Regions from separate parts of the Homo sapiens genome. Here region 2 is linked to region 1. Evidence: read pairs that join two places in POLR2A ChIA-PET (ENCODE). Cell type or tissue: PC-3. All regions are shown on one strand. Links, peaks and the distances in the headings refer to the core of each region. The heading gives the core; the rest is flanking DNA.

The links. ChIA-PET counts read pairs that join two places held together with the same protein. Peaks named below come from ENCODE experiments on the same cell type or tissue, not always from the same donor. Only the 100,000 strongest peaks of a DNase experiment are listed, where the experiment ranks them.
Region 2: POLR2A ChIA-PET joins it to region 1 with 8 read pairs; 3 of 35 experiments call an interaction of 5 or more read pairs at or near these places.

Annotation. Positions count from the first base shown.
Region 1 is chr2:73,082,657-73,094,882 of GRCh38, forward strand. It overlaps RAB11FIP5 (RAB11 family interacting protein 5), which reads right to left. Exons shown (of 6, transcript NM_001371272.1): 2 at 6,223-6,659; 3 at 5,394-6,093. Among named protein-coding and RNA genes, the nearest start is that of SFXN5, 17 kb to the left of the region's middle. RefSeq lists enhancers at 1,725-2,019, 3,238-3,287. In PC-3, for the core only: no CTCF peak of the experiment used is centred there; a DNase peak (open chromatin) is centred at 7,175; H3K27ac peaks cover 626 bases.
Region 2 is chr2:73,189,633-73,201,858 of GRCh38, forward strand. No RefSeq gene overlaps it. Among named protein-coding and RNA genes, the nearest start is that of NOTO, 6.8 kb to the right of the region's middle. RefSeq lists a silencer at 5,168-5,337. In PC-3, for the core only: no CTCF peak of the experiment used is centred there; no DNase peak of the experiment used is centred there; H3K27me3 peaks cover 357 bases.

The DNA of each region.
Region 1 (12,226 bases), core at 6,137-8,636:
TCACCAGGGGCTTCTCAGGGACTCTGGGGACGGGGACAGGGCAGGTGCTCTTAGGACACTGGAGAACAGGTTCTGGCCTTCATCTGTCCAGGACAGGGTCCTTTCTGGGGGAAACGCCCCCTGCACTGGTGCTTATCCACAGAGTGAGGCCGACTCCAGAGATGCGGGCAGGGGCGTGCTCTCAAACTAGAGCTTCTCACTTCCCTAGGACCCAGACAGAAGGCCAGAAAAAATGGCTGCCTTGCCACTGAGCCACCGTCAGAGGCAGACCTCGGTGGCCTCACCCTCTGCCTTCTAAGCAGTCTCCCTCCTCATGGCTGGTCTCCCAGGCCTGGCTCTAAGCTTCCAGGACCCCTGTTCCTTGGCTCCTGCCTGTCCAGGTGGAAATATCCTGGGGAAACCCCTACACATCCGACTTTTCAAGCCAACCAGCTTCTTGCACAGGAAATGTAGACAGTGAGTCCTGAAGGGGCAGAAGCCGGGCTTTGGCCAGCCAGCCCATAAGGAGTGTGGCTTGGGGTAGGAAGGGCACCTGTGGAAAGAGCATGAGCTGTCTGGAGCTTGCCCGGATTCTCCCAGGAACCCAGGGCCCAAAGAGGGCAGACCCACACAGAGGTGGACTGAGGCAGGTCAGCTCGGCAGCTACCACCAGGGGCGGACCACAGGAAGGAGTCCAACTAAACAGAGGCACAGGTAGCTCCAAAGATGGTTCTGGGAGAAGGGAGGTCAGCCTCACAGGTCCCAAACCCAGGGATTTCTCGTAAGAATCAGTTTCCCGAGAGTCTCCTGACCCTATTTTTCCCCTTACAATAACTCCCCATCCAAAGGTAAATTCTCAGTCTCATCCCCTCCACCTAAAGATGGAGGGAGAGGGAGGTAAAAATTCCCACCTGTTCCCACCCCACCTGGGCTTCCACTACTACCCTGCTTCTATGGACATGGTGAAGATACCAAAAGAGGAAGAATCGTGGGCCCAGAGCCTCAACCCCAGCAGATGCCCTTTCTCCCTTCATTCCAGACAAGCCCCAGGCCAAGGCACACATGCCTGCTGTGGGGACCAAGGGGAGTGAGAAGCAACATACACCACCACCAGGTCAAGAGCCTGACCTCAGCCCACTTGCCATTAGTGCATCCATACCACACCCAGCCCAACCCTGTCTACAGGACCCGGGCCCCCAGGAACAGGGCTAGAGCACTCTGAGCTGCTTCTCTCCCCAGCCCCCTTTATGACAATAGGCCACAGTGGTCTGAAGGAAGAGAGTCCCATCAACATTAAAAGCACTACGCTTAACTCTGCCCCCTCAGCCCTAACCTGGCCTGCACTCACCCTTGCAGTCTTTCAGCAACCTGGCTGGCAGTCAGAACTGCAGGGACAAGAGCGGCAGGGGAGTAGACTGGGAGCCTCAGGTTAGGCTCGGCAACCTCCCTCTCCCGGCCAGCTCCCCAGAGGTACACACAAACCTGTTTGTATAGAATCAGCAAAGGGCTCTCCCTGGAGGAAGGGACTCCAAGCACCAGGCCTGGCAGGCTTTACAGAGCCAGCAGTACTTCTGAGGGCATCTGTCCATCCTCCTATCTGGTAACACATCCCTCCTTCATGCCTTCCTCTTCCTTGCTCCACACCAAGTGCACATTCTGAAGGTTCTCACTTCAAAACATCTCCCTCCCACTCCACCTGGCCCAGGTCAGGAACATATTCCCACGTATGCTTGTCTTTGCAGGTCATGCTCTGAGAACAAATAAACACCTCTGCATCCTAGAACCTACTGTGCCGGCCTGGCACACTCTCCCCACCCCCAAGCGGTGGGGGCAGCAATATATGCTGATTTGTCTTCTCTTTTAGGATCAAATGCTGGGAAGGAAGTCAGAAGTCCAGATGTCTCTGCCCCTTCAACCTGAGGGAATAAAACTTTACTGCCTGCAGGAAGCTCTGAACAATTGGTTGAACCTGCCACTCAACACAGGAACCACCTGTTCACCCTGACAGCCCCTCTTCTTAAACACTACACCACAGGGCTACCTCTGTAGCTGAAGGCCAGGTGTCACTAGCAGACAACTCTTCCTTGGGCTGAAAAGAGCTCTGTGTCCTTGTTATTTCCACACACTGGTCCCAGAGATGGCAAGTGAATCTGCACAAGCTCTCTACCAGGCAATCCCCCAAAGGCCGAAGCCAGCCTTGGAGGCACGTTCATCTCTAGCAACACTGCCCTTCAGCCTTCCATCCTGAGGCACGACCTCCTGACCCTCCTGAGATGGGCCCAACGTGCAGGAAACATGTCCAAGAGACGGGTACATCCTCTCCCATCACCTGGGCACAATGAGGTGACAGGGGCCTTGTAAGCTGTAAGTAGGGAGAACGTATCATTTATCTTCCAAACCAGAACACTGTTAATACAGTAACCATGACAAGAGCATGGTTGTGAGGAGCACATGAGGAGAGCAGGACGTGAGGCTGCACTAACTCCAAGCCACTGGGAGCACATTATAGTTACTCATTTACACCACCAAGAATGCAGCCAAGCTCCTTCCGCTGCCACAGCACATTCCAGGCCCACAGGGAGGGACCTTGTTGCCTACCACACCTGGTGCAGGGAGGCACTGCAGAGACTGCCAGAGGCCACCATCATGATACACTCATCTCTATGTTGTACCACACTTATTCCCAACTTTAAAAGTTTTTGTAATCAACATTTGATCCCCTTCTGTGCATAGAGTCCTATGGTTAGTGTGGGGGGCGGGGAACAAGGGAACACAAGGATGACCCGGGATAGACACAAAGACAATCCACTTTGGCCCTGGCGGGTTTAAAATGCGTGGTCTTGCCTGTCCTCAAACACACGTGAAGTAGCCTGTGCTGCAGCTCAGTGTGAATGGCTCATAACAGGGCAGGGGAATGAGGCTAAGTCCTGTGGCCAAGACAAGCTTGGTCTCAACTACCTACTCCCTGCTCCAGCACACACTGGTAGGGGCCCAGTGTGACTGCCATGGCCCCCAGCAGACAAAGGCCACATCAGAGGAACAGCAGGACCCTCTTCTCAGCCCTGTATAGCCTCATTTGTTCCTTCCCCACGGCAGCAGCCTTTCTCTGGATACCATACTCAACACGTTCAGCCCCGGGCCTCTCTGTGGGGCATCAGTGCCACATGGGAGCACTAGAGGGCGCCGCTGTTCTTCCTAGTGAGGAACATCCCACAATCTGCAATGGTAGCCCCAAGGCAGAGGCCCCCATTCTCTGGACCTGGGGACAGGCTCCCCAGGCCCCAGCTGGAGATCCTGCAGCTACATTCAGTCACTCCAGTTCTGGGTCTAACCCACAGCTTCCTGCCATGAGGCAGCCCACCTCTCCTTCTCTCCTCAGAGGCCCTAAGCAAGCCCTCTGGGGAAGCGCCAACAGTCCTTTCTTCCAGGCCAGCCTTCCCCTCCCTGCAAGGCACACAAGGCCAGGATGCTGCTGATTGAGCTCAAAGGCCAGGTGTCACATCTGTCCAGGCCAGGCCATCTTACCCAAAGCACAGCCCCTCCCACCCCATCTGCATGCACGGCCACAGAGCCTGGCCCTGCAGCCGCCACCTGCAAATAGGCCCCATCTTGGGAGGGATGCTGAGTGCCCTCCATCCTGCTAAAGACAAGGCTCAGAATTCAAGTGACAGCAGGACAGAAACCTCAGCTTCCTTATGGCCATCAGTGACCCAAATCCTCCAGATTCCAAGAGGCCATTAGGAGATATGGGGAAGCAGGAGAAAGAGGATGGAGACTGTAAGTGCCCCAGGCCAGTGACAACCCCACAGACTCACAGCCTGTGGGAGTCCAAGCCCAAAGCCTGGGCAGGACTCACCTACAAATGGCCCCAGCATTCACCTTGCCCCAGAAAAGGCCCAGAGACACCGTACGCACAACCACACTGAGCCTGTGCTCTGTGCCCCTTTCAATCCAGGCCCTCAGCTCCTCCCAGCAAATGCCCTGTCCAGATCTCCTGCTACCTCCCTCTACCCTACCACCTCCAAATACCTCTGGCTGGCTGTCACAGGGACACCAGGCTCAGCCTGGCATCTGGGAAAGGCCTGTCCCCTTCTTCCCAATCTTCCCCTAGGCCGCAGATGGCCAGCAGCTCACCTGAGCTCTGGTGAGTAGGGGCGGGGCAGTAGGGACAGGAGCTGCCATACCAAGCAAGGGAGGCAAGGGGTGGCATGCCCCTGAAACTGATCCACCCCCCCATACCCCTATCTATGAGGGTCTAACAGGGATTGTCAGCTGACCATGGCCCAAACCTAGAAAGGCCTGCATGTCTCTCTCCACTCCTCTCAACAGACTCAGAGTGCCACAGGGAAACAAAAAGCCAGGACTACAAGATTCCTCTCCCCTCTGGGCAACAGGTTTAGGGTCCTTCCTCTGCCCTATCTTTTGCCCCCTTGTTACTGTGCTTGTCCTCTAAACCTGTCCAAGCAGCCATGGAGCGGGAAGGGCAGGCTTGTTGAGAGAAACAGTGCTCTCACCACACTGGCCAGGGCTGCCACAGATGCTGCCTATGAGGGCTGGCCCCAGGCCCTTGGGAAGGTGCGACACACACTTCTGTGACCTGTACCTGGAGCCCCTCTCTGGACCCTGCTATACAATTCTGCAGCCTCTCCTGGCTCAGAATTAGGAGGAAGCAAATGGTAGGCATCAGGGTCTCTGCCCAGGGCCTGAAATGGGGGACTCAGTATATTCAAAACAAAACAGCTGCCACCAGCACTTCCCACGGTGCCATACCTCAAGACCAAGAGACATCAGAGAGGGCCAGAGCTCCCAGGGTCTCCAAGGACAGAGATGGGTTACAGATTTCATGGGAGCTGCCCACAGCCTCTTGCCTGGGGAAGCAACTGGCAGGTGAATGGACGGGGGAAGGAGTGGTGGCTTCAGTTATTTGACTCCCGTCTCCCAGAGGGAAGTGATCACAGAGACAGCTGGGGAGAAGTCCTCTAGCTCCAGAGAGGGGAAGGGAAGTCTGAGAGTGCGGTCTCCAGTCCTCATCTCTCTACCAAGGCTTCCTTACCTTGAGGCCAGAGGGCAAGAGGTGGAGGTCAGGAAGCAAAGAATTCACACAAATGGACTTTCCTGCTTCCCTCCAGCTCAGGGGGTGGGCATGCCAACTCATGCAGCAAGGCCTAGGGCTGAGAAGTCGGACCCCTCAATCCATAGGACTCTCAGAGCACTATGCCCTCGTAACTCACCTGTGTCCGTGAGCACAGAACGAACCTTGGCTTAGGGAGACACCCCACTAAACCATGCAAAGCCAGAGCCCCAGCAGCCTGCCTGAGGTCCATATCTACTCCTTCCTCCCTGCCCCAGGGTCCAGGCAGCACACACCCCAGCATCCTCCCCAAGGAGCAAAGTTGGTCTTGCCAACGACTTACCTGGGTTTCTGAGTCGGGTCCTTGGCTTCTCTCAAGCCAAACCAGCTACTCTTGGCCTTTTCCTCCCCACTGGATGAGTGATGTGGGGAGGCCCCCAGGATGGGACCCCCCTTTTCCCCCAGAGAGCTTCGGCGACCCAACTCGCTCCGACTTAGGCCTTGGTGGTGGTGGTGGAAGAGACCCATCCGGGGCTTGCGTTCCTCCTTCCGGGCTCCCTCCTTCTCTGCCACAGCCTCAGAGGAGGCCACTATGGGTGTGGCAACCTGGACTGGCTTGCCCTCTGGTAGCCGGGCCCCCTCCTCCTCTCCAGGGTGGCTGGCCCCAGGGGCCAGGACTTTAGCCTGAGCACTCAGCTCCTCCTGTCCAAGCACTGCCTCTGAGCTGCTGTTGCTACGACTGCCTCTGGGCCAGGTGTCATCTGTGGAACGAGGCCCCTCCTCGGAGAACCGGGAAGAGACAGCTTGCAAGGAGCCAGAGGATGGAAGCGAGCCCGAGATGGAGCTGCGGTGCCGCACAGGGCCCTGGGGCTCCTCATTGTAAATGTGGCTCCCATTGACACAGAGCGAAGAGCGGGAGGCAGCATCCAGGTGGCCCTGAAGGTCCAGAAGGGCCCGAGGAGGAGCCACTCGCATCTGGTTGGCCTCATCGCTGTAGGTCCTCTTATGGGTGAACAGCTTGGGGGACTGTGCAGAGTCCCTGCCTGCAGGGGAAACACACAGAGTTAGCTCGCAGGAAGAGAGGCCCCATTTCCTGGCCCCAGGCCTTCATCACCACCCAAGGGGAGAGCCAGTGCCCCCCTCCCCAGGGCGGCGGCCCTGTGCTTGCTCACCCCCTTCAGTGGACAGCCAGCTGCTACGGCTTGGTGAGCGGGTGAGGAGTTCGGCGCCAGGTCCCTGGTAGGCCAAGCTCCCGCTGGCTGAGGACAGGGTGCTGTCCGAGCCCAGCGAGGTGTTGGACTGGGTCAGGGACGACTTGCGCAGCTTGTTGCGGAGGAAGAAGCCTTTGGCTTTGCCCATCTTGCCCAGGCTGCCCAGGTCAGGATCCTCTATGGCGCTGCTTGGGAGGATGGCAGAGGCAGATTCCAGATCATACTTCTTCTTGCCCTTCATCTTGTCCCTGATCTTGCTGAAGGGAGACCTTGGCTTGTCCTTCATGGACAGGTCAAACATACTGGCGCTCAGGTTGTTGCGCGTGAACTGGATGGTGACTTCAATCTCGCCGCGTTCCTTCTCCTTCTTGCCTGGCTTGGAGTGCAGCTTGTACCACCTGTGAGAAGAGGGGAGCAGGCAGAACTCAGTCACGGGCCCAGGGAGCCTGGCTCCCGCCCGGTACCAGGCACTGCCCAGACCCCTCCTTGCTCTGAGAGCCACTGATAGCCTCTCCCCAAAGGCTCCTGCTCTGACCCATCGGCCTGGGCTTCCAGGCTTCAGATGCAGCTGAGAAACTATCCAAAACATTTCCATGATGGAGAAAACCACATCCTGAGTGGGGAAGCTCCTCGGGTGCCACCAGGTAGGGCGGCGGTTACCACACCATGCCTCCTCCCACCCCAGGACCTTCTCCTGGTGCTCAGAGACCTCTCCTCTGCCCCATCTCCCCTACATCTGAAACTCTGAGGCCCAGAGGGGTGAGGCTGGGCCTGGGAGAGCCCTCCCATCTCCAGGCCCCAGCACAGACAGACCTACCCACATTTCTCCCTGTTGACATCATCTCCTCTGGCCAGTCCCAGCCAAAGCTCTGCTCCCAGCCACCGTGAGCCCAGGAAAGAACAGCTCACCCAGAGGCCCAGGGCCAGGAACACAGGAATGCTAGTGCATACACTCATGTATGTATACACACACACACACACACACACACACACACACACCTCACTCACACACTGACTCACCCCAAGCCCTGTCAGGAATACCTCTACAAGATGCAGGAACAGACAAGAATGGCAGAAAGAGACCCAGGAAAGACGAAGAGCGCTCATATCTGTTGAGCATCTATGGTGCATTACGACCAGCATGAGGGTTCTTACCTCACTCCCGCACATACCTCCCAAAAAGCATATGAGGTAAGAGGTACTACCCCATTGTACAGATCAGGAGGGTGAGGCTCAGTGGTAAAGGAACCCATCCGTGGAGACTCAGAGCCAGGTGTCCAGCCCTCCAAAGCTTAAGTTCTTCCCGGTGCACACCCACTGTGCCCAGAGAGACACAGAGACAGCCCCCAACACACATGGCCACCACACAGGGTGGCTGGGGCCCGCCCTACTGGGGAGAGATGTTCTTATGCAGGGGTTGGCAGTTTCTTAGAGAACTAAGCAAACTCCGATCACACAAGGAGCAATCACACTTCTTGGTACTTTGCCTACTGAGGTAAAGACTTATGTCCAAAGAAACACCCTGCACACAAATGTTTATAGCAGCTCTGTTCATGATTGCCAAAACTTGGAAGCTGCCAAGGTGTCCTCCAGTAGGTGAAAAGATAAGCAAACTGTGGTACATCCAGACAATGGAATACTACTTAATGATAAAAATAAATAGGCTATCAAGCCATGAACAGACACGGATGGATCTTACATACATAAGTGAAAGAAGACAATCTGAAAAGGCTTCATGCTTGCACGACAAAACTATTTGACATTCTGCAAAAGGCAAAACTATGGAGACAGTGAAAAGATCAGTGGTTGCTGGGGGATTGAAGAGAGGACAGAGCGATGAATAGGCAGAGCACAGGGACTTCTCAGGAGAGAAAAACTATCCTGCATGCTACCGTAATGGTGGACATGCATTGTTATACACCCACAGAATGCACAAAACAGCAAGTGAACCCTAACATAATGTATAGACTCTAGTTAACAATGACGTGTTGATATTGGCTCTCAAATACAACAAACATGCCACACTAATGCAAGATGTTAACAGAAGAAATGGCGGTGGGGGCGTGGGTGGAGTAGATGGGAACTCTCTATACTTTTCACTCGTTTTTCTGTAAACTTAAAACTGCTCTGAAAAATAGACTTTATTAACTAAAAAAAAGAGAGCAGGGAACACAAAAAGGAAGAAACTATGAAGGAAATCATACAAGAATGTTTTTCTGAACTGAAGAACATGAATGCTAGAACAGTCCTACAAGTATGCAGCGCAATGAACTAAGACAGACACATGCCAACAGATATGACTATGAGGCTTAGAACACCAGGCATGAAAGGATTCGAACAGCACTGGAGTCTTCCTTAGCAACACTGGGCACCACATGAAGGAATGTCTTCACATTTCTGAGGGAAAAGCCTTCCACTAGCCTGGAATTCCAGACCCAGCCAATCGAGCATGAAGGTGGAATAAAGCCCGGTGGTAGTGGTCAGGCTGGTCACTAAAGGGCTCAAAGTCCCTTGGTGACTGCACAGCACACACACACATACACACACACACACACGCACACAGAGCTACCCAAGCCGCAGTCAGTGATGCAGGATCCACCTCCCGCCTGAGCTCTGCCCCCAACAATGCCAGCTCCCTGAGCTTCTGGTGGACACAGAGTGGGGTGTGGGGAGCCTTTGTATGAAAAGTCCCTATACATCCAAAGATCCAGAATTAAGTCACAGCAAAAGCTTGGTGGTAGTGGTGGTAGTATTTTGATTATTTTTTAATGTTGAAGTTTTTTTAAAAAGGCTTCCTGGGGCACCTCTGACTCTTCTACATCCCTATAGAAGAGCCCATCATGACGAAATCCTGGTGGGCTATGGCCCGTCCCCTCCGTGGAGACCTACTCCGCAGCCTGAGCGGCCTGAGCCTAGACTTTGGTTTTCCCTCCCAAACCTGAGAGACAATCCCCTGAGAAGGCCGGGTAGGAACAGATGGTGCCACAGGCAGGGCGGACAGAGAAAATGCCCGAGCGGGTGCCTCTCTCATAAGGCACGGGCAGAAGTGAGGGGAGGAGAGGCTAATTGAGACAGACAGACTGGAGGATGTATGTGAGGGTGTCTGTGGGGCAGGAGAGGAAGTTTGACAGAAAGACCAGCCAGCAGCATCAACAGCCTCACACCTCTACGTTCTCAGCCCAGTGACCACCGTGGGCCTGACCCTTTACCTATTTAGAGGCCAAGCCCTAGTCACTTTCCCTAAATCTGGGCTAGGCCCTATCTAGCACAGGAAAGTCCTGGGAGGTAGGGCAAAAGAGAAGGGTATGGACTCCAGCCCCAAACCGCCCAAGCCCTGAGTAACTAGGATCAGCAAGCACAGCCAGCCTTTGCTGGGGCAGACAGGTCAGGGGCCCTCAGCCCCAGCTACTCACACTGCACACACCACAGCGGTAATGCAATTACCTGAGGGGACCGGGGCCCTGTGGTGAGATTGCAGGGAACTAGCACTTCCTACATTGTCTATTTTTGTCCTATTTGAATGTTTTATAAGGAGCATATATTACTGTGGTAATAGGAAAAAGAGACAAGGGAAAGCTCTTGCTCCTATCTCATCTCAGCTTCCTGAGCCACAAAATGGGCCGTGCTCCTCTGCCTCCCAGCCCTCAGAGGAAGGCGGGAGGCCGAGTTTCAGGTCCTTTGCCACAAGGACCTTTTGGGCCTCTCTCCCCTATAAGGTCACTTCCCCTTCTCCTGTTCTGCCCAGCCCTCCCCCACAGGGAATTTGGGTTTCTCCCTGGACTTGTTTTTCAAGGAAGCACGGAAGGAAAAAGAAAAAGCTTCCCTGAATATTTTTTAGGCTCTCCCATCCAGAGCACAGTGAAATGGAGAATGGCCAGGACCTACCTCTGGACCCCAGCTGCCATCACTCGTCCACCTCCCTTCCAGCCCCACCTCCCTCTGCAACCCAGTCAAGGGCAGGACTGAATGGGATACTGCCTGGCACCTTGGCCACCCTGGGCACCCCAGGGACTCAACCAGAGCAGACCTTCTCCCAGAAGTATGGCCTACATGAGCTGAGATGGCCACATCCTCCCCCTCCCTAGAGGTGCTACTTCCCTGTGCCTGGACCAGACAGCCCCACAGACCTGTCGGGCACCATGGAGGTCCACTGGAGAATGGAAAACTATGAACACTGTCGAGGGGGGCTGAGGAATCCGCAATGAAAACAAATGGAGGCTTTCTTTTCACAGAGCCCCACACGCAGCAGAGCAAATGGGCTCTGAGCACCTCATCCCTAGAGACTGAAGCCCCCACGGGGAATATGACAGCAGGGTCCTATGACCTAGTTCAAGTCCCACTCCTCTGGGAAGCTCCCTCAGCTGCCACCATCCTGCTGGCCTGGCCCAGTCCCTCCTCTTTCTGACCAGGCATACACACTCTGAACCAAACTCACTCTACAGCCAGATCTGGCAGCACCGTGCCCCAGGACCCCCTGGTGTTGTCATGTCCTGGGCACCCAAGGTCTCCCTTGCTGGACTGTGTTTCTTGTGGATATTGACTGAGTATCCCCTGGGGCACACAGCTCCAAAGTAAAGAAATCATGCATGCACAGTCTGGAGCTGTTACAACCCTGCAGGGCCCTCTCTCAGCTCTCATCTGGATGCGCCTGACAGCAGGGCATGGTGGTGAGTGCTGGGTCCCCCACTGACCAGGTCACCTCCCTCAGCCTCCGCTTCCTTGGCCCTCAGGTGGGGACAACCATCCTCTTGGCTGTTGGGAGGCTAAGGCACGCCAAGCCTGGTTGGCAAAACCAGCTTATCCTCTCACTCTCTCCCACGACCGTGAGCTCTTAGGACTCCTGCTCTTGAATCCCTGACGCCGATCGCTCTGCCTAGCCTTCAAGGGAACGTGCCAGATCCTTTAATAAATATTCAACCTCGGACGCGCATGGTGGCTCATGCCTGCAATCCCAGCACTTTGGGAGGCCAAGGCGGGCAGATCACTTGAGGCCAGGAGTTTGAGACCTGCCTGGCCAACATGGCGAAACCCCGTGTCTACTAAAAATACAATAATTAGCTGGGTGTGGTGGCACACGTTTGTAATCTGAGCTGCTCGGGAAGCTGAGGCATGAGAATCACTTGAACCTGGGAAGCGGAAGTTGCAGTGAGCCAAGATTATATCACTGCACTCCAGCCTGGGCAACAGAGTGAGACTTTGTCTCAAAAAAAAAAAAAAAAAAAAAAAAATCCAACCTCAACTTCCCAAGTCTGGCTGTGCAAGAGATAGGCCCTGGTCTCCAGTTTTGGAGATTCTGCTACTGTTCCTTCCTCCCTACCTGATCAAGGTTTTTTCTCCCTCTCTGTGCCCTTCACCAGGCCTAGCTGACTGGGGCACTGGGCTTAGGAACTCCAAAGCCCAAGCTGAGGCCTGACCTGTCACTTTCATCCAGGGCAGAGACATGGCCAAAATCAATCAGGGTGTGACCAAGGCCCCAACATTCATCTAGACAATGGCTCACAAGACAGCTCTCATTTTCACAGCTCCACAGCTGTAGCACCCAAACCTGCTATGCATCGGTGCAGGATTTATATACAGATATAAATCCACCCAAGACGCCACCCAGACTTACTGAACTAGAAGGTCCCGGCCTGGTTATCTATATTTCTCAGTGGGTTTGGGGGTGGGGCCCCACAGGTGAGTGAATTCACCCAGACCCCATGTGGGAACCACAAGGATGGTCCCTAACGCTTTACATCACTTTAAGGTCAGCGGCCACCTGGGCTCTCCACCTGGGCTTGTCCTTAAGGACACTCAATCGGTACCCAGGAGAAACCTGTGTCTTTCTCCTGCCCAGTAAGGCTTGCCTTCCCAAGTCCCGAGGACACGCTGCTTCTGAGAGGACTGACCCTAGAAATACTCATCCCTCCCCCAGGAGGGGGTAAGTTACCAAAGGAACACACTGGGGAGGAGCAGGCAGCATTAA
Region 2 (12,226 bases), core at 3,813-6,312, 100 kb after region 1:
ACATTACTGCCCAAGATCCAGTTTCCTCATCTGTAAAATGGGGATAACAGTATGATTGTGGGAATCAAAAAGAATGCACAGGTGTGCCCCTTGCAATGTGCTTATGCTATAACAGGGGTTCACTGGAGGACCATCCCTCTTTCTTTTCCCTTTTTTCAGAAACTAGAATGATAGGGGAGAGAGAGAATTCAACTCAACCAATATGTGCTAAGCACCGTGGAAGGTGTGACTAGCGGATAAAAAGATGAATACGGCACTGAAGTGGGTCTTGGGTTGTCACAGGGGTGTGCAGAGTGAGCTGGAAGTTCACAGTCCTGAACTGAGTTTTCTCTTGGGCAAGTCACTCCACACTTAGTGGGTCTTCAATGTCTTCCCTTTTCAGTACAAGAAAGGGCTGTCAGGGCAGGCACACAGTGGCTCATATCAAAAATCCCAACACTTTGGGAGGCTAGGTAAGAAGATTGCTTGAGGCCAGGAATTCGTGACCAGCCTGAGCAACATAGCAAAAGCCCATCTCTGCAAAAAAACAAAAAAAAAAAACATAAAAAATGAGCCAGGGCTGGGGCGGTGGCTCACACCTGTAATCCCAGCACTTTGGGAGGCTGAGGTGAGTGGATTACCTGAGGTTAGTAGTTTGAGGCCAGCTTGGCCAACATGGTGAAATCCCGTCTCTACTAAAAAAGCAAAAATTAGCCAGGTCTGATGGTGGGTGCCTGTAGTCCCAGCTACTTGGGAGGCCAAGGCAGGAGAGTTGTTTGAACCTGGGAGGCAGAGGTTGCAGTGAGCCAAGGTCGTGCCACTGCACTCCAGCCTGGGTGATGGAGTGAGACTCCATCTCAAAAAAAAAAACAAAAAACAAAAAAAAAGGCCGGGCATGGTGGCTCACGCCTGTAATCCCAGCACTTTGGGAGGCCAAGGCAGGCGGATCATGAGGTCTGAAGTTCGAGACCATGCTGGCCAACATGGTGAAACCCTGTCTCTACTAAAAATACAAAAAAAGAGCCAGGTGTGGTGGCACGCACCTGTAGTCCCAGCTACTCGGGAGGCTGAGGCAGGAGTATCGCTTGAACCCGGGAGGCAGAGGTTGCAGTGAGCCCAGATTGCACCACTGCACTCCAGCCTGGTAACAGAGCGAGACTCTGAGAAAGAAAGAGAGAAAGAGAGAAGGAGAGCAGGAGGGAGGGAAGGAAGGAAGGAAGGAAGGAAGGAAGGAAGGAAGGAAGGAAGGAAAAAAAAGAACGAAAGAAAGAAGGAAGGAAGGAAGGAAAGAAAGAAAGGGCTTTGACTAGTTTGCTGCTAAAGTCCCAACCAGCTGTATAAAGTGCTCCAAGTGAATAGAAAACATACTTATCTCACTGCACAAGGGTTATTTGCCCTGGCTGTCAACCTTCCTCTCTGACTAATCCTTCTTCTTCTGTCCTTGCTGTCCCTAAACATAGCAGTCCCCAAGGGATCCATACAAGCCCCTTTCTCTTTTACTACAGCATTTTCTCTCCGTGTGATCTCACCCACTCTCATCCCTTGATAGACTTCCCTCTCTTCAGATGCCTCTGCAGAGGAAAGTGTCCTCCACAGAGCCCTCCTGGACCTATGAAGTTATTACTTTATCTATTTATTTATTTATTTATTTATTTATTTATTTTTGAGACGGAGTCTCACCTGTGGCCCAGGCTGGAGTGCAATGGCACGATCTCGGCTCACTGCAACCTCCGCCTCCTGGGTTCAAGCAATTCTCCTGCCTCAGCCTCCTGAGTGGCTGGGATTACAGGCATGCACCACCATGCCTGGCTAATTTTGTATTTTTAGTAGAGACAGGGTTTCACTATGTTGGCCAGGCTGGTCTTGAACTCCAGACCTCAGGTGATCTGCCTGCCTCGGCCTCCCAAAGTGTGGGGATTACAGGCATAAATCACTGCACCTGGCCTATGAAGTTATTACTAATCTCTCCATCCTTTGTACTCCCATAGAATCCATCCCTTTGGTTTGGCAGTTGCATTAGCTAGTTGTGGATGAGTCTCTCTGTCCCCTCCCTCCACCCTCACCGTAAGACTCTGAGCTCCCATTGGGCAGGAATTGTATATTTCATTGCACTTTGTACCCCTCATAAAACCCAACACAGAATAGGCCTCAAACAAGTAAATGTTTGTCGACTTCAGTCTAATTGAAGGGCATAGAATTTCAGAGAAAATCTTAAAGGCAGCATACATAAGAAAAAGTTAGGAAACACTAGGTAACTGCAAAGTGCAATGTGTTAGCTGTGCATTCCAGGGAGGGAGGAACAAACAACCAACCTTGTTTGCTCTTGGCCTGTCAGGTGCAGGGGAAGCAGGAGGGGCAGGGGAGGGGAGAGCAGGTGTGGGCTGGAGCTGAGACAGCCCAGGCAGGGGGTAGGGGGAGGTGGTATGGGGCCTCCCCAAGGCAGCTCTGGGGCCCTCTGACCCTGCAAGCTGGGCTTGACTTAGGGCACGTTGCATGGCAGCCCTCCATCCAGGTCCAACAAACTCCATCATCACCATTTAGCACCTTTCTTCTGCATGAAAAAGCTTCCCTTTGGAAAGACAAGGAAGAAGAAAAGAGAGAGAAAGAGAAAGGAAGGAATAGAGGGAAGGACAAAGAGAGGGGAGGGAAAAGAGAGAGAGAGAAAGAAAGAAAGAGAGATGAAGACCCTGCAAAAGGAGAGTGAAAAAGGAGAAAAGGGACAAGGATTCACAGGGTGTTGGGAAAGGGCAGCAAAGGGGCTTCCTAACACATCTTCCCCAGTGACTCTGAGATCTCAACCAGTGCTCAAAACGTTCTTCTTCCCTCAATCCAGAGAAGGAAACTCATTCTCTACTTAAGTGAGATAACCCAAGTGCAAAGCTTAAGTGATCTGTAAATATTACCCATTATTATTATTACCATTTTTCCCTCCTTCTCCTCCTTGCTACCCAGCTCACTTGCATATTAATGGGTTTAGACAAAAAAAAGGAAGGAAAATCCTTTAGTGGGGAAAGAGGGTTGGGAAGTGGGGAAGAATTTGGCTGGAGGACAGCTCGAGAGCTCCTGGACAAATTTATTTGTTCTTTTTAAATATTTTTATTTTAGTTTGGCCAACTGAGTCCCTGGCATGGACTAGGCCCTGAGGATACAGCAGGTCACAAGGGCCATGTGAATTTTTACAGTGTCTTAGAAATCAATAAGGTAATATCAATTACAATTTAAAAATATAAACTCTTACAGGTTTCTGTCCATTAATACTATTCAGGGATCTTTTTGTATAGAAATAAAAGAGCCAGTACACAATATATATTTAAAATAATGTTTCTTACCAGTTCTGTTTGTAGGGCAGAAGCAGAAAACAACCTGAATGCCTTTCAACAGAAGAAAGGTTGAATAAATTGTGGCACACCCATACTGTGGAACATTAAGCAGACACTAAAAAGAATGAGTTAGGTCTAAACTGGGTAGCTTGGAGGAATTTCCACAATTAAGTGAGAAAAAGAAAACTGATTGTTCAAGGTTGAGCGCCAAAATTAATTTCATCAGAAAATCCTGGATTGCTTCTAGGCACTGGAGATCTAGGGAATGCTTAAGTTGCCTCCAGGCTTTTGCTACTATAAAAGGTGCTACAATGTACATCCTTATACAGGAATCTTTGAAAAGGAATCTTTTGACATTTTAGTAGCTATTGCAAATTATTCTCCTGGCTGGGCTCAGCGGCTCACTCCTGTGATCCCAGCACTTTGGGAGGCTGAGGCAGGCGAATCGCTTGAGCCCAGGAGTTCAAGACTACGCTGGGTAACATAGTGAGGCCCCATCTCTATTAAAAAAAAAAAAAATCCCAGCACTTTGGGAGGCCAAGGCAGGCGAATCACTTGAGCTCAGGAGTTTGAGAACAGCCTGGGCAACATGGCAAGACCCCATCTCTACTAAAACTATAAAAAAATAGCTGGGCACAGTGGCACGTGCCTGTGGTCCCAGCTACTCAGGAGGCAGAGGTAGGAGGATGGCTTCAGCCCAGAGGGTGGAGGTTGCAGTGAGCTGAGATCACCCACTGCACTCCAGCCTGGGTGTCAGGGCAAGACCCTGTCTCCAACAACAACAACAACAACAACAAAAAGAAAGAAAGAAAGAAAGAAAGAAAGAAAGAAAGAAAGAAAGAAAGAAAGAAAGAAGGAAAGAAAGAAAGGAAAAGAAAAGAAAAGAAAAAGGTTTTAAATTTTAAAAATTTCTCCAAAAATTTGAACTAATTTACATGCTTCCCTGTAATATATGAGAGGGCCTATTTCCCTTCATTTTCACCAACACTGGATATTATTAATCTTTTTAATCTTGGGACTCAAATAGTCAAAAATATCATTTATTATATTTATATAAATTTAAGCATCTTAATGTGCTTATAATCTTTTAAACACATTGAGCATCTTTTAATGTGGTTATATCTATTTGTATGTCTTCTGTGACTTATGTTGCTCATTTTTCTTTGGGGCTATCTGCCTTTATTGACTTGTAAGAACTTTTTTTTTTTTTGAGATAGAGTCTCACTCTTGTTCCCCGGGCTGGAGTGCAGTGGCGCAATCTCAGCTCACTGCAACCTCCGCCTCCTGGGTTCAAGCAATTCTCCTGTATCAGCCTTCCAAGTAACTGGGATTACAGGCACCCACCACAATGCCTGCCTAATTTTTATATTTTTAGTAGAGATGGAGTTTCGCCATGTTGGTCTTGCTGATCTTGAACTGACCTCAGGTGATCTGCCCACCTCGGCCTCTCAAAGTGCTGGTACTACAGGCATGAGCCACTGTGCCCAGCTTTTAAGAATTTTTTTATGCTAGGGAAATTTGTCTATCAACTGGCTCTTCTTTTGTGACATTTTCTCAAATTGTATTTTGTCTTTTAAAAAACACAGTGGGAAGGGGGCAAGGGGGCAAGGGGCAGGGGGCAGCTGGGCTAGGTGGCTCAAGACTATAATCCCAGCCCTTTGGGCTGAGGCAAGAGGATTGCCTGAGGCCAGGAGTTTGAGATCAGCCTGGGCAACATGGCAATGTCCCATCACTACAAAAAAACTTTTTTTTTTAATATTTATTTATTTATTTAGAAATGGAGTCTCACTCTATCACCCAGGCTGGAGTGCAGTGGTGCAATCTTGGCTCATTGCAACCTCCATCTCCTGAGTTCAAGCGATTCTCCTGCCTCAGCCTCCTGAGTAGCTGAGATTTTAGGCACCCACCACCACACCTAGCTAATTTTTGTATTTTTTGTAGAGACGGGGTTTCACCATGTTGGCCAGGCTAGTCTGGAACTCCTGACTTCAAGTGATCTGCCTACCTCGGCCTCCCAAAGTGCTGGGATTATAGACGTGAGCCACTGGGCCTGGCCAAAAATTTTTTTTTAAATACAGAGGGGTAGGAAAAAAATATGAAACATTTCAAGCCTATAGACAAGTATAGAGAATAATAAAAAGAATATCCATATACCCACCACTACTCAGTTTCATCAAACATTTTTACTATGGTTGTTTTGTGTTAAGAAATAAAACAATACAGAAAGTTGACAGCCCAAGTGACCCTCCCTAATCCTACTCCCTTCTCCCTACCCGGAGCTCATCTTTATTTTGATTGTCATGTTTATCATGCCTAAGAATGCCTTTAGACTTTTACCAAGGTATTTATGTTTTATGTTATACATGGTTAAACTTTTTTTTTTTTTTTTTTGAGACAGAGTCTCACTCTGTTGCCCAGGCTGGAGTGGAGTGGCCCGATCTCAGCTCACTGCAACCTCCACCTCCTGGGTTCAAGCAATTCTTCTGCCTCAGCCTCCCAAATAGCTGGGACTACAGATGCATGCCACCATGCCCGGCTAATTTTTGTATTTTTAGTAGAGACGGGGTTTCACCATATTGGCCAGACTGGTCTTGAACTCCTGACCTCGTGATCTGCCCACCTTGGCCTCCCAAAGTGCTGGGATAACCGCGCCTGGCCGGTTAAACCTTATTATAAATTTGTTGTGTCAACTTAGCTAAGCTGGAACTACATTTCCCGGAATTTCCTTCCCTGAATGGTTTTGGGCATGATGCTTAGGACACAGAAGTGAAGCAGCAGCCGTGTTTAGCAGTGCAGAGCAGGTGCTATGGCAGCTCACACGCATTATGGCAGATCTACTGGCTCGTTTTGCAGATGGAGGCCACAGCTGGGCGTGTAGGTCCTTCAGCTCCCACCAGACCCTCTTCTGTTTTCCCAGCTCCTGAGCCGAGTATGTGCTTAGTTTCAGAATGAAGGACACCAGACTTCCTTGCAAGTCACCTGCATTAACAAAATGAGAGGCTTGGAGGTGGTGTGAGACTGAGGCAGGTTTTAGCTCATTCTTGCCCTTCTTCCTGGGTTCCAGTTTGTCCTAATTTTCCCACTTCACATCCATCTTTCCTTCCCCAATGCCTGCCTGTGGACTTTAGTCCCAGACCCAGACAAAGAAGTAACATCCTCACAGAGAGCTATTACCAGTTCCCACAGTTGTGTAAGGTCAAATTCCCATAATAAAATCCTTTATTCTTTGGGGTTGAGTATGATGAAAAAAAAAAATCCTTTATTCTGTTAGGCACAGTGGTGTGCACCTGTAATCTCAGCTACTCAGGAGGCTGAGGCAAGAGAATCATTGAGTCCAGGAGTTCAAGATGTGCCTGGGCAACAGAGCAAGATCCCCATCTCAAAAAAAAAAATCCTTTATTCTTTGTCACTCCTAGGGGTCCTGCTTCTCCGATTGGATCATGACTAATAGAGAATCTGCTACTGGACATGGTTCCAAGAATAACAGAACCTTAGTGGGTGATGGGTTCAGTCTGGGTCATCTAGAATTGATTCTGTGACCTAAATAGATTTAAAGGCATAAATAACCCTTACCAGAGGTTGTCAGGGGTAAAGAGATCACTGGTTCTTCATGGTATGCCATAGGAAAAAAAGTTATTTATTTATTTAATTTTAATTTTAATTTTAATTTATTTATTTTTGAGACAGAGTCTGACACTCTTGTTGCCTAGGCTGGAGTGCAATGGCAAGATCTCGGCTCAGTGCAACCTTTGCCTCCTGGGTTCAAGCGATTCTCCTGCCTTAGCCTCTCAAGTAGCTGAGAATACCGGCACCCAGCCCCACGACCGGCTAATTTTTGTATTTTTAGTAGAGATGGGGTTTCACCATGTTGGCCAGGCTGGTCTCGAACTGACCTCAGGTGATCTGCCCGCCTCGGCCTCCCAAAGTGCTGGGATTACAGGTGTGAGCCACTGCACTCAGCCAAAAAAGTTATTTAAATGATCACTTGCAGACACTGTAATCAGGTGTCTATAGAAGTCAAATCTTTGATTGACCAAATGTTTGCTTGAATATAACAATTATGATGACATTGGTGAGTTGTTTCTAAGTGCCCTGAAGAATTTAGGGAAAGAATATGAGGAGTCGGGATTTTGAATTCCCATCTCAAGGTCCATGGAAAGGACCTGAAAGTTTTGTGGCTGTCCTATGATGTAAATTATGTTCCCAACCTCTCAGGTCTCTTCTGCTAAAAATTGTGTCATTGATTGGGAAGAAGAGAGACTGTAAAAATTGCGATGAAGATATATATGGCCAGGTTCCAACAAATCTGAGCCCCTAAATTCTGCTGAATCTCTTTTCACAGTAGAAGTAACTTTCCACTCTTATCTGAAAAAGTGAATCTCAGCTAGGCGCAGTGGCTCATGCCTGTAATCCCAGCATTTTGGGAGGCTGAGGCAGGAGGATTGCTTAAGCCCATGAGCTCAAGACCTGCCTGTGCAACTCTGTCTCTACAAAAAATTTAAAAAATTAGCCAATGGTTTCTTTGGTTTCAAAAAGAACTAAAAATAACAAAACCAAAAAAAAAAAAAACAGGAAAGAAAAAGAAAAATTAGCTGGGCATGAGGCAGGAGGATCCATTTAGCCCAGGAGTTCAAGGTTACAATGAGATATGATCACATCACTTCACTCCAGCCTGGGTGACAGAGCAAGACCCTGTCTCAAAAAAAAGAAGTGAATCTCCCCTTGCCTGAAGGTCTTGTAATGGCCTTCCTTGAAGTGGTGGCCCTCTGGATTTACCTCCACTGCCTCTCATTGCTGGTAGACTCAAGTTCAAACAGGCTACAGAGAATGAAGTACAAAGCCTTTCCCATGAGACAGTGGTATGATACACACCAAAACAATTTCATGATGTTGCCAATTTACATATACAGAAACCTGGGGAAATGTATGGACATGGATCCCAAAGGTGTGAGATGAGGACAGAAGAAATATAAAGTCATATTAGGCTGAATCTATTTATAAGGGCCAACTAAGCAGAGATTCCTGATTCAATGTCCTAGCTTGAGTGAGTCTAACAGTTTGTTCAGTTGGTTGATATCAACTTCTAGATGAAGTTGGCACACTGTAGAAGAGGTATCAAATGGCTAAGGAAGGCTAGAATGCTAGGGTAGACTTGCCATGGAAGACCTATTTACCTGCCCCTGTAATATGTGCCCAGGTTAGTTCTAGAAGACACTTCCTTCATCAAGCCTATGAGAAATGCATTCAAGAGGAAAGCCCTGATATCCTTGAAGAACTCGATGGTGGCTATTCTCTGTAGGCCCGAAATGACGGAGGGAACTTATGCTATCAAGCTGGGCTCCCAAAATTCAATGGGGATGATGTGACAAGTAGGTGTGGTTACCATAATGGCTCATGAAAAATGTGAACATGGCGAGAGGGATGGAGGTTGGACAGGGGCTTAGTAACATGGATTTCCATTCCCTAAAACCAATCTGACTACAGCCATTGCTGAGTGCCCAACCTGCCAACAGCAGAGACCAACACTGAGCCCCCAATATGAAAACCAACTAGCCACCTAGTGCCAGGGTAATCACATAGGGGCATTACTTTGTTCTTACTGGAATATCCATTTACTGTGACATAGATTTGCTTTCTCTGCCCACAATGCTTCTGCCAAAATCAACATCTCTGAACTTATAGAATGCTTTGGCATTCCATATAGCATTGCTTCTGACAAAAGAATTATTTCACAGCAAGTAAAGAACAGCAATGGGCTCAGGCTCATGGTATTCACTGGTCTTACCATTACCCTGAAGCAGCTGGCTTGAAAGAACAGTAGGATGACCTTTTGAAGACTTAATTATGGCACTAGCTGGATAGTAACATGTTGCAGGGCATGGGTAATGTCCTTCAGATGCAAGATGTGCTCTAAACCGGCAACCAACATATGGTGCTGGGAGAAATCCCAAACCAGGATTTGTGGGTCAGAGGGTAGAAATGAGAACAGATCTCCTCAATATAACACATAGTGTTTCTCTAGCAAAATTTTTGCTTCCTATCTCGGTAACTTTGTGCTCTGCTGATCTAGAGATACTAGAGTTCCCAAGAGTGAACTATTTCCACATGAGACACAGCAGTGGTTTCACTGAACTGGCAGTTAAGACTGTCGCTGGCTACTTGGGCTTCTCTCACCAGTGAATCAATAGGCACTGAAGAGTATTATCAGACTCTCTGGGTGACTGATCCTGACTGTCAGGGGGATAATGGGAACAACATGGTATTTCCATATCCTGTGATTAAAATCAATAGCAAAACTACAACTAAATAAAGGAAGGACTGATAATGGTCCAGACCAGGAACAAGTGGGCACTGAATTTTCACAAAGTATAAAGATCTGTGTAACCAGCATCCAGATGAAGAAATAGAACACTGGCCGGGCACGGTGGCTCACATCTGTAATCCCAGCACTTTGGGAGGCTGAGGCGGGTGGATCACCCAAGGTCAGGAGTTTGAGACCAGCCAGCCTGACCAACATGGTGAAACCCTGTCTCTATTAAAAATACAAAATTTGCTCGGCATGGTGGCACATGCCTGTAATCCCAGCTACTTGGGAGGCTGAGGCAGGAGAATCGTTTGAACTGGGAGGCAGAGGTTGCAATGAGCCAAGATCATGCTACTGCACTCCAGTCTGGGCAACAATAGTGAAATTCAATCTCAAAAAAAAAGAAAATAAATAGAACACTGCTACCACCACAGAAGTTCCCGTCATGCCCTTTGCCACTCATTAACCACCCCCAAGCATTCTCCTGACTTCTAGTAGCATAGATAAGTTTGCCTTGTTTTTTTATTTTTTTATTTTTTTGAGACAAGAGTCTCACTCTGTCACCCAGGCTGGAGTGCAGTGGCGCAACTTTATTCTACTGTTGGTAGACATTCTGGTAGTTTCTGATTTGGGGCTATTGCAAATAATGCTGCTGTGAACATTCTGAAACATGTCTCTTGTTAAACACATATGTATATTTGTGTTGGGTATACACTATACCTAGGATAGGAACTGCTGGATCAGAGGGTTAAGCTTAAGTAAATACTGCTTATCCATTTTTCGAAAGTGTTTCTACCAATTTATATGCCCACACTCAGTGGATAAGAGTTCCAGATGCTTCATATTATCATCAACCCTCGGTATTTTCTTTTTCTTTTTCTTTTTCTTTTTCTTTTTTTTTTTTTTTTTGAGACAGAGTTTTGCTCTTGTTGCCCAGGCTGGAGTGCAATGGCTCACTACAACCTCCGCCTCCCAGGCTCAAGCGATTCTCCTGACTCAGCCTCCCAGGTAGCTGGGATTATAGGTGTGCACCACCACACCTGGCTAATTTTGTATTTTTAGTAGAGATGGGGTTTCACGATGTTGGTCAGGCTGGTCTCGAACTCCTGACCTCAAGTGATCCACCCGCCTCAGCCTCACACCTGCCTTGGCCTCCTAAAGTGCTGGGATTTACAGGTGTGAGCCACCGTGCCCAGCCAGCCCTTGGTATTTTCCATCTTCTGGTGCGTGTATAGTGGATCACGATGTGATTTGAATTTGCATTTCCCTGATGACTCACAGAGTTCAGTATGTTTCATACTTTTTTTTTTTTTGAGACAGAGTCTCGCTCTTTCGCCCAGGCTGGAGTGCAGTGGTGCAGTCTTGGCTCACTGCAACCTCCGCCTCCCAGGTTCAAGCAATTCTCCTGCCTCAGCCTCCGAGTAGCTGAGATTACAGGCACCCACCACAACACCCAGCTAGTTTTTGTATTTTTAGTAGAGATGGGGTTTCACCATGTTAGCCAGGCTGGTCTCAAACTCCTGACCTCAAGTGATCTGCCCGCCTTGGCCTCCCAAAGTGCTGGGATTACAGGCATGGGCCACCGCGCCCAGCCACATATGGTTTTAAGCTATTCAGATATTTCCTTTTATAAAGTGCCTAGTTCATGTACTAACCCATCTCAGTGGTCTTTTTAAAGTCTGTTGTAGGGCTGGGTGCGGTGGCTTACGCCTGTAATCCCAGCACTTTGGGAGGCCAAGGCGGGTGGATCACCTGAGGTCAGGAGTTCAAGACCAGCCTGGACAACATGGTGAAACCCCATCTCTACTAAAAATACAAAAAATTAGCTGGGCATGGTGGCGGGTGCCTGTAATCCCAGCTACTCAGGAGGCTGGGGCAGGAGAATCGCTTGAACCCAGGAGGCAGAGGTTGCAGTGAGCCGAGTGCCATTGCACTCCAGCCTGGGCAACAAGAGTGAAACTCCATCTCTAAATAAATAAATAAATGAATAAAAATAAAGTCTGTTATTCGTTTGGCTTTATTTTTGGTATACTTAACAAAAATTAGCTGGGTGTGGTGGCACATGCCTGTAATCCCAGCTACTGAAGCAGGAAAATCGCTGGAACCTGGGAGGCAAAGGTTGCAGTGAGCCAAGATTGTGCCACTGCACTCTAGCCTGGGCAACTCCATCTCAGAAAAAAAAAAAAAAAGGACTACTAAAAGAATGAAAAGGCAGGCCACAGAGTGACAGAGGTTATCTGCTTCTATGTATATTACAACGAAGGACTTGATTCCAAATTATCTATACATAAAACTCTTACAATAAGAAAAACATAGTGACCCAATACAAAAATAAGCAAACCAGTTGAACAGGCACTTCACACAAAAGAGGATATCCAAGTGGCTGATAAGCATGTAAAAAGATGCTCACAATGAACGGTCTTCAGGGAAATAAATGCAAATTAAAACCACATACCTAGGGGATTTGAAACAAGGCAGTTCTGTTAACCTCTCTTGCTGTATTTACTAATATGTAAATTGGAGATATTAATGCTTATGCTCAGGAATTTACAGTCTGAAGAAGGAATAAATGACACAACAGAAAACTGATAATTATGTATGGAAACACAGAATTATATACTAA